Linked DNA regions of Homo sapiens: region 1 is linked to region 2. A link is a loop called in an ENCODE intact Hi-C map of the cell type or tissue named here. Cell type or tissue: natural killer cell. All regions are shown on one strand. Each heading gives the region's core, and the rest is flanking DNA. Links, peaks and the distances in the headings are about the cores only.

Region 1 (2,911 bases), core at 116-2,615, 560 kb after region 2:
TACTGTAGATACCCATGCCCTCCTAAATTTGGAGAGATCCTCACTCCATTTTGGAAGCATTCCCTTCTGAAATTGTCATGTATTGACTCTTCACTATCTCTCCCGGTAGACGTGGTAAGCTGCTTGAAGACTACATCCTATTTGTCTTTGCGTTAGCAGCAATGATCACAGAGTGTAGGACATAATAGGTACACAATAATGGTTTAATGCATGAATAAATAGTTATCAGGAGCCCCTGCACCAGTCTTACAATCCCAGCCCTGGTATTTCATATATTGGTGTAAAATCCTAGTTACCCAAATGCTTCTGAAATTGCTTGTTTCTTCCTAACCCATGATAAGATCACTCAGTTCTTTACTGATAGATGACTTCCCAATTTCCATTAGGATTTTCTCTGAAATGCATCTTGCTTGCTGGGGCACTGCTAACTTCCCAGGCCTTGCAGGCCTATTATCCAGAGACTAAACCTTGCTCCCACAGAGACCTCCATCACTAGCCTGAACTCTCTGGGGTTAAATAACCCTTCAGATTATGTTCCAGGGTTATTAGCGATACGAGAGTCTAAGCAAGTACTCTTCATTTATTTTCCTCCAATCCTGCCTACATTTATCTAACAAATTGAAAATATTATTCTTTCCTTTTGCTTATTGTACCTCTGGAAAATCTGCCAGGAAGAATTTAATAGACATTAGACTGGGGTTCATCCTTTAACAGCATAATATTTATTTCTTCACCTGAAGGTTAAGAGGGTTTAATCTTCAGAAAGAACTATTAGTTTCTACCTCCTGCAGTACAGTTGGGAAGAGGTTTCAATTCTAATCTGGGAAAGTTAAATGATGGGAATGGGTGCTGGTCATATTTCTTTAAGGATGGGCTAAGGGACTCGTACCCAGAAAAAAAAGTCTCATAAAAGTAGGTTAGAGTTCCAAGTGTTCTAGCTCTTTCAACATATGTCATGCTGCTGCCTGGGCACATATTCTTCTGATATCAAAACTGATAGTAATGTCAAAGATACAATGTGTTTTTGTGGAGGAGAACAGTGAGTGAAGTTTGGGTAACAGGTGTAGGGATTCAAGTCAGAGGAATAAGAGAATGCCACTTATGCCTCTTAAGCTGTAGCCCAAGCTTAGTAATAATCTCCTTTGAGTGTGTGTGTGTGTGTGTGTGTGTGTGTGTGTGTGTGTATCCATAATTTGAACAGTCCCAGGGTGTGCTGTGGCTTTATTGGGGAACCAGAAATGCCGAGCCCTTTTCTTGAGGTTAAGAGCTGCTGCAGAGCTGTTGGCCTCAGATAATGTTCTGATCTGGGAGACAGAGAGGACCTTCTGCTTTCACACCCAGGATCTCATTTAGAGAGTAATGTTCAGTTTCACCCCAACAATGTGCTCATTGCTGCGATTTCCAGCACTATTAATATTAAGGAACTTGTGTTTGGGGGTGGGGTTGGGGAGGGAGGAAAATAATTGGCAGGCTGAATATGCTGATCTTTTCACACACTCCTCTTTTGCTTCCTCTCTGCGGCTGCAGTTGGGTTTGCTTGCTGTCTCCACCGAGCTGACGTGTGATGTCTGCAGCGCGAGTCAAAGCCACCTCGCAAAGGCAGCCGTGTTCCCTGCCTTGACATCTCATCCCTCGTCCTTACTCAGATCTCGTCAGCCTACACGGTCTGCTCCTCCAACAGCTAATAGCGAAATGACTGCGGGGAAGGCAATGACAGCAATCGCTGTTCAGCATTTATTTTACCTTTGATTTTTTGCTGCACATAAAATTCCAGGCCTGAGCTGCGGGGCAGACATAGAGGAGAGTGCGGGGGCTTGGAAGAAGGTGGGACTCTGAAATCTGCCCCTCCTCCCCCTTCAGTACAACGTAATGTGAGCTGAGTGGTCTCTGGCAATGATTTAATGCCTCCTTTGGACATTTGCCGGTTAACATAGCAAGATTGACAGTGTGCATCGTGAGTTGTATGTAGCTACCAAGGCTCAGAGGCTGTATATTTCCCTATCCTGCATGTCATTCCTGAGACCTTTTATAAATTCAGAGGCAGGACAGCAAGCTAGGCTCCTACCATCATCTGTGTTCTTGCTTCTTTATTGTTCTCAGTACCAAATGATATTCCACAGCACCTGCTCATACTGCTTAGTGCCATATAAGGAGAACCAGGTAGGAACACATGCTGCCCTGCCCTCCAGGAGCTTGCAGTTTAAGGCAAATACCCAGACAGAGACAAATGTTATTTCTGAATCTTTTTCCTCTCTGTTACTTGGCAAACAGCTAGTGATATGGTTTGGCTCTGTGTCCCCACCCAAATCTCGTCTTGACTTGTAGCTCCCATAATTCCCTTGTGTTATGGGAGGGACTTGGTGGGAGATGATTGAATCATGGGGGCAGTTTCCCCCATACTGTTCTCATGGTAGTGAATAAGTCTCACGAGATCTGATGGTTTTATAAGGGGTTTCCCTTTTCTCTTTGCTCTCATTCTGTCTTGTCTGCTGCCATGTAAGATGTGCCTTTTGCTTTCCACTATGATTGTGAGGCCTCCCCAGCCACATGGAACTATGAGTCCATGAAACCTCCTCTTCTTCATAAATTACCCAGTGTCAGGTATGTATGTATTAGCAATGTGAAGATGGACTAATACAGCTAGCCATAGTGGACATATTACACAAACTTCATACTCAAGAGCTTCATCCCAGTCCTGTCTTGGTCATTTAATAGCTTTGTGACTTTGGGCAACTCATTTAACTCTTTCGAGTCCCAACTTCCTTATCTGTAAAGCTGTACAACAATGAAGCCTATGTCCTGGTGTTGCTGCGAGATTAGACATAGTGTTTAAAAACCAAGCTGGCCTACAGGAAGAGTTTAATTTCTGGTAGTTGACATTTTGGAGAGTGAATCTAATGATAAGTGCATG
Region 2 (2,911 bases), core at 160-2,659:
ACCAAGCATGCTGGGACTGTACAGTGTGTGTGTGTTAAAGATTCTTGCCCTCTGAAGCCATGATAACTTTAGAAAAGATATAGATGTTGCAGGAGTAATTTCTTTGTCCTTTTTTTTTTTTTTTTCAGATGGAGTCTCGCTCTGCCACCCAGGCTGGAGTGCAGTGGCGCCATCTTGGCTCACTGCAACCTCAGCCTCCCAAGTAGCTGGGATTATAGGCACCCGCCACCACACCCAGCTAATTTTTGTATTTTTAGTAGAAAGAGGGTTTAACCATGCTGGCCAGGCTGATCTTGAATTCCTGACCTCAAGTGATCTGCTAGCTTCAGCCTCCCAAAGTGCTGGGATAACAGGTGTGAACCACCACGCCCGACCAGAAGTTATTTCTTGACGGATTATTATTATTTTTTCCTTTTATATAGAATGGTTAGAAGACAATCACGTAGAAAGAGAACGATGGTAGCAAGATAGTATAATTTGAATCCGGATCACATACCTACATTAGAAAGTCCTCCTCTCTGAGTAATTTTCTCTATGGCTGTCTTCAGATCTCGAGAATTCGTGTGTGTCTTGAGGTTAAAGTGAGTAGCAGGGTTGTCTCTGAAGAGTCAGAACAAGAAATACAAATTAGCTGCAAAGTTAATACCTTTGGAGGAAGGCAGAGATCATGGTTGATTCTTTTATATACAAATAGAAGCTGCTTCAAAGCCTTCTGCTATGCCTTGTAAAATGTCCCATTGTGGACTGGTGTGTGTAGAGAAAAGGAGGCTATTTCAAGGCTCAGAAGGCGTGTGTTGACTGTGCCATTTCCTGGCTGTGTGATCTTGAGGAGACAACTTCTCTGGGCTTCAGATTCCTCATGTAGATGAAAACATCGTTATAACACCCATATTGCTAATGAACGGGACTGTTGTCAAGTGGGATTTTGCAAATGTCAGGATCCCATCTGTGGAGTGCTCAGCGTTCTCAGCCTACCCCAGACCCCCCTCTCCAGAAAGAGAATCTCAGCTGTCAGCCACTCTCTGGGTTACCCTTAGCACTGGAATTGCACGTGAATAGTGGTACCAAGGAGACCTCTCTCTGCTTCTCATCCTGCAACCGGGTGACACTACTCAAACTCATCTAGAAGGTCAACATCTATTTTGCTGAAGACTGAAAAAGATTAACTGGGGAGGAGTTGGAGTGAATTCAGTGGAAAAACACAGTAAGAATCCCTCTCTACAAGTGAATCCCCACGAAGCGGCGGAGTGGAGGGTGTGGAGGCGTGCAGGAGGGCGGGTGTGTGTGCATCGCACCCAAGATGAGGTGTGAGATCACATCTCACAAACCACTGACACTCAGCCACAGGCAGCGCTGACTTCGTGGGCGTGAGACCTGCGCAGTCACACAGGGCTCCATGCTCCAGAAGAGCCTCAGTCAGAAAGGCCCAGGCTTGGCATAGTGCTCTGCTGCTGCCGTCTTGAAATTCTTCATCATTTTTGAACAAGCTGCCCTGCACATTATGTAGTCAGTCCAGGCTAGAGGTTACTGTTTTCTTTTTTCTTTCTTTCTTTTTTAACACGGAGTCTCACTCTGTCACCCAGGCTGGAGTGCAGTGGCGCGATCTCAGCTCACTGTAACCTCTGCCGCCCGGGTTCAAGCAATTCTCTTGCCTCAACCTCCCGAGTAGCTGGGATTACAGGCACCTGCCACCGCGCCTGGCTAATTTTTGTATTTTTAGTAGAGACAGGGTTTCACCATCTTAGCCAGGCTGGTCTTGAACTCCTGACTTCGTGATCCACCTGCCTTGGCCTCCCAGAGTGCTAGGATTACAGGCGTGAGCCACCGTGCCCGGCCATTTTTTTTTTTTTTTTTGAGACGGAGTCTCGCTGTGTCTCCAGGCTGTAGTACACTGGCTCGATCTTGGCTCACTGCAGTCTCCACCTCCCGGGTTCAAGTGATTCTCCTGCCTCAGTCTCCCAAGTAGCTGGGACTACCGGTGCGTGTCACCACACCCAGCTAATTTTTGTATTTTTAGTAGAGATGGGGTTTTGCCATGTTGGCCAGGCTGGTCTCCAACTCCTCACCTCAGGTGATCTGCCTGCCTTGGCCTTCCAAAGTGCCGGAATTACAGGCATGAGCCACCAAGCCTAGCCATAGAGGCTACTAAGTTTTCAAGAAGGAGAAGACTTTTTTTTTTTTTCAGAGACAGGGTTTCGTTCTGTTGCTCAACCTGGAGTGCAGTGGCCCCATCTTGGCTCACTGCAGCCTCAACTTCCTGGGCTCAAGCATCCTCCCACCTCAGCCTCCCAAGTAGGTGAGACCACAGGTGCATGCCACCACACCCAGCAAATTTTTTCATTTTTTGTAAAGACAAGGTCTTGCTATGTTGCCCCTGGCTGGTCTTAAAAGCGTGGACTCAAGCAGCTTATTGTCCTGTTTTGGCCTCCCAAAGTGCCAAGATTACAGATGTGAGCCACCATGCCTGGCCAAGAAAACTTTTTAAAGTAGCCTTTCTACAAACACCAGAAATGGATCCAGGAAGAAGCGGTTGTGGGCAGTTTCAGGTGGGAACCTCAAGGATGCTGACCATGGGTTGATTCTTAGTGAGTCCATGCGGACCGGGACAAGTGGTGCAGTCACGAGGAAACCAGTCACCAGGACCTGGGAGAGAGGAGAAAGTGTCTGCCTCCCCGCTTCCTTTCCTCCATCCCTGTTTTCCAAACTGCTCTCTATCTCAAAATGATCTATGCTATCCCCAGAGGGTGGCTTATTTACAAGGCAAGGGATGAAAAACAGAAAGAGTGGACACCTTCAGGGAAGACAGGAAATTTAAAACAAGCTTAACCAAAGTGGGGCACTGGAGAAAAACCCAAATAGATGAAATTTCACCAGAAGAAAACCAGGTTCTATGGTTGGGACTAAACAGAAA

The links. A loop is a pair of places that touch in the nucleus more often than their neighbours do. Peaks named below come from ENCODE experiments on the same cell type or tissue, not always from the same donor. Only the 100,000 strongest peaks of a DNase experiment are listed, where the experiment ranks them.
Region 1: a loop joins it to region 2, with 21 times the contacts of the local background. A loop is called at or near these places in 1 of 110 quality-filtered maps.

What each region holds. Positions count from the first base shown.
Region 1 is chr2:36,239,297-36,242,207 of GRCh38, reverse strand. No RefSeq gene overlaps it. Among named protein-coding and RNA genes, the nearest start is that of CRIM1-DT, 110 kb to the left of the region's middle. In natural killer cell, for the core only: no CTCF peak of the experiment used is centred there; a DNase peak (open chromatin) is centred at 1,547; H3K27ac peaks cover 1,884 bases.
Region 2 is chr2:36,798,990-36,801,900 of GRCh38, reverse strand. VIT (vitrin) reads right to left here. Exons shown (of 16, transcript NM_053276.4): 13 at 497-600. All of the region lies in intron 1 of LOC124905990 (a long non-coding RNA gene), which reads left to right. Among named protein-coding and RNA genes, the nearest start is that of VIT, 100 kb to the right of the region's middle. In natural killer cell, for the core only: no CTCF peak of the experiment used is centred there; a DNase peak (open chromatin) is centred at 1,340; H3K27ac peaks cover 2,500 bases.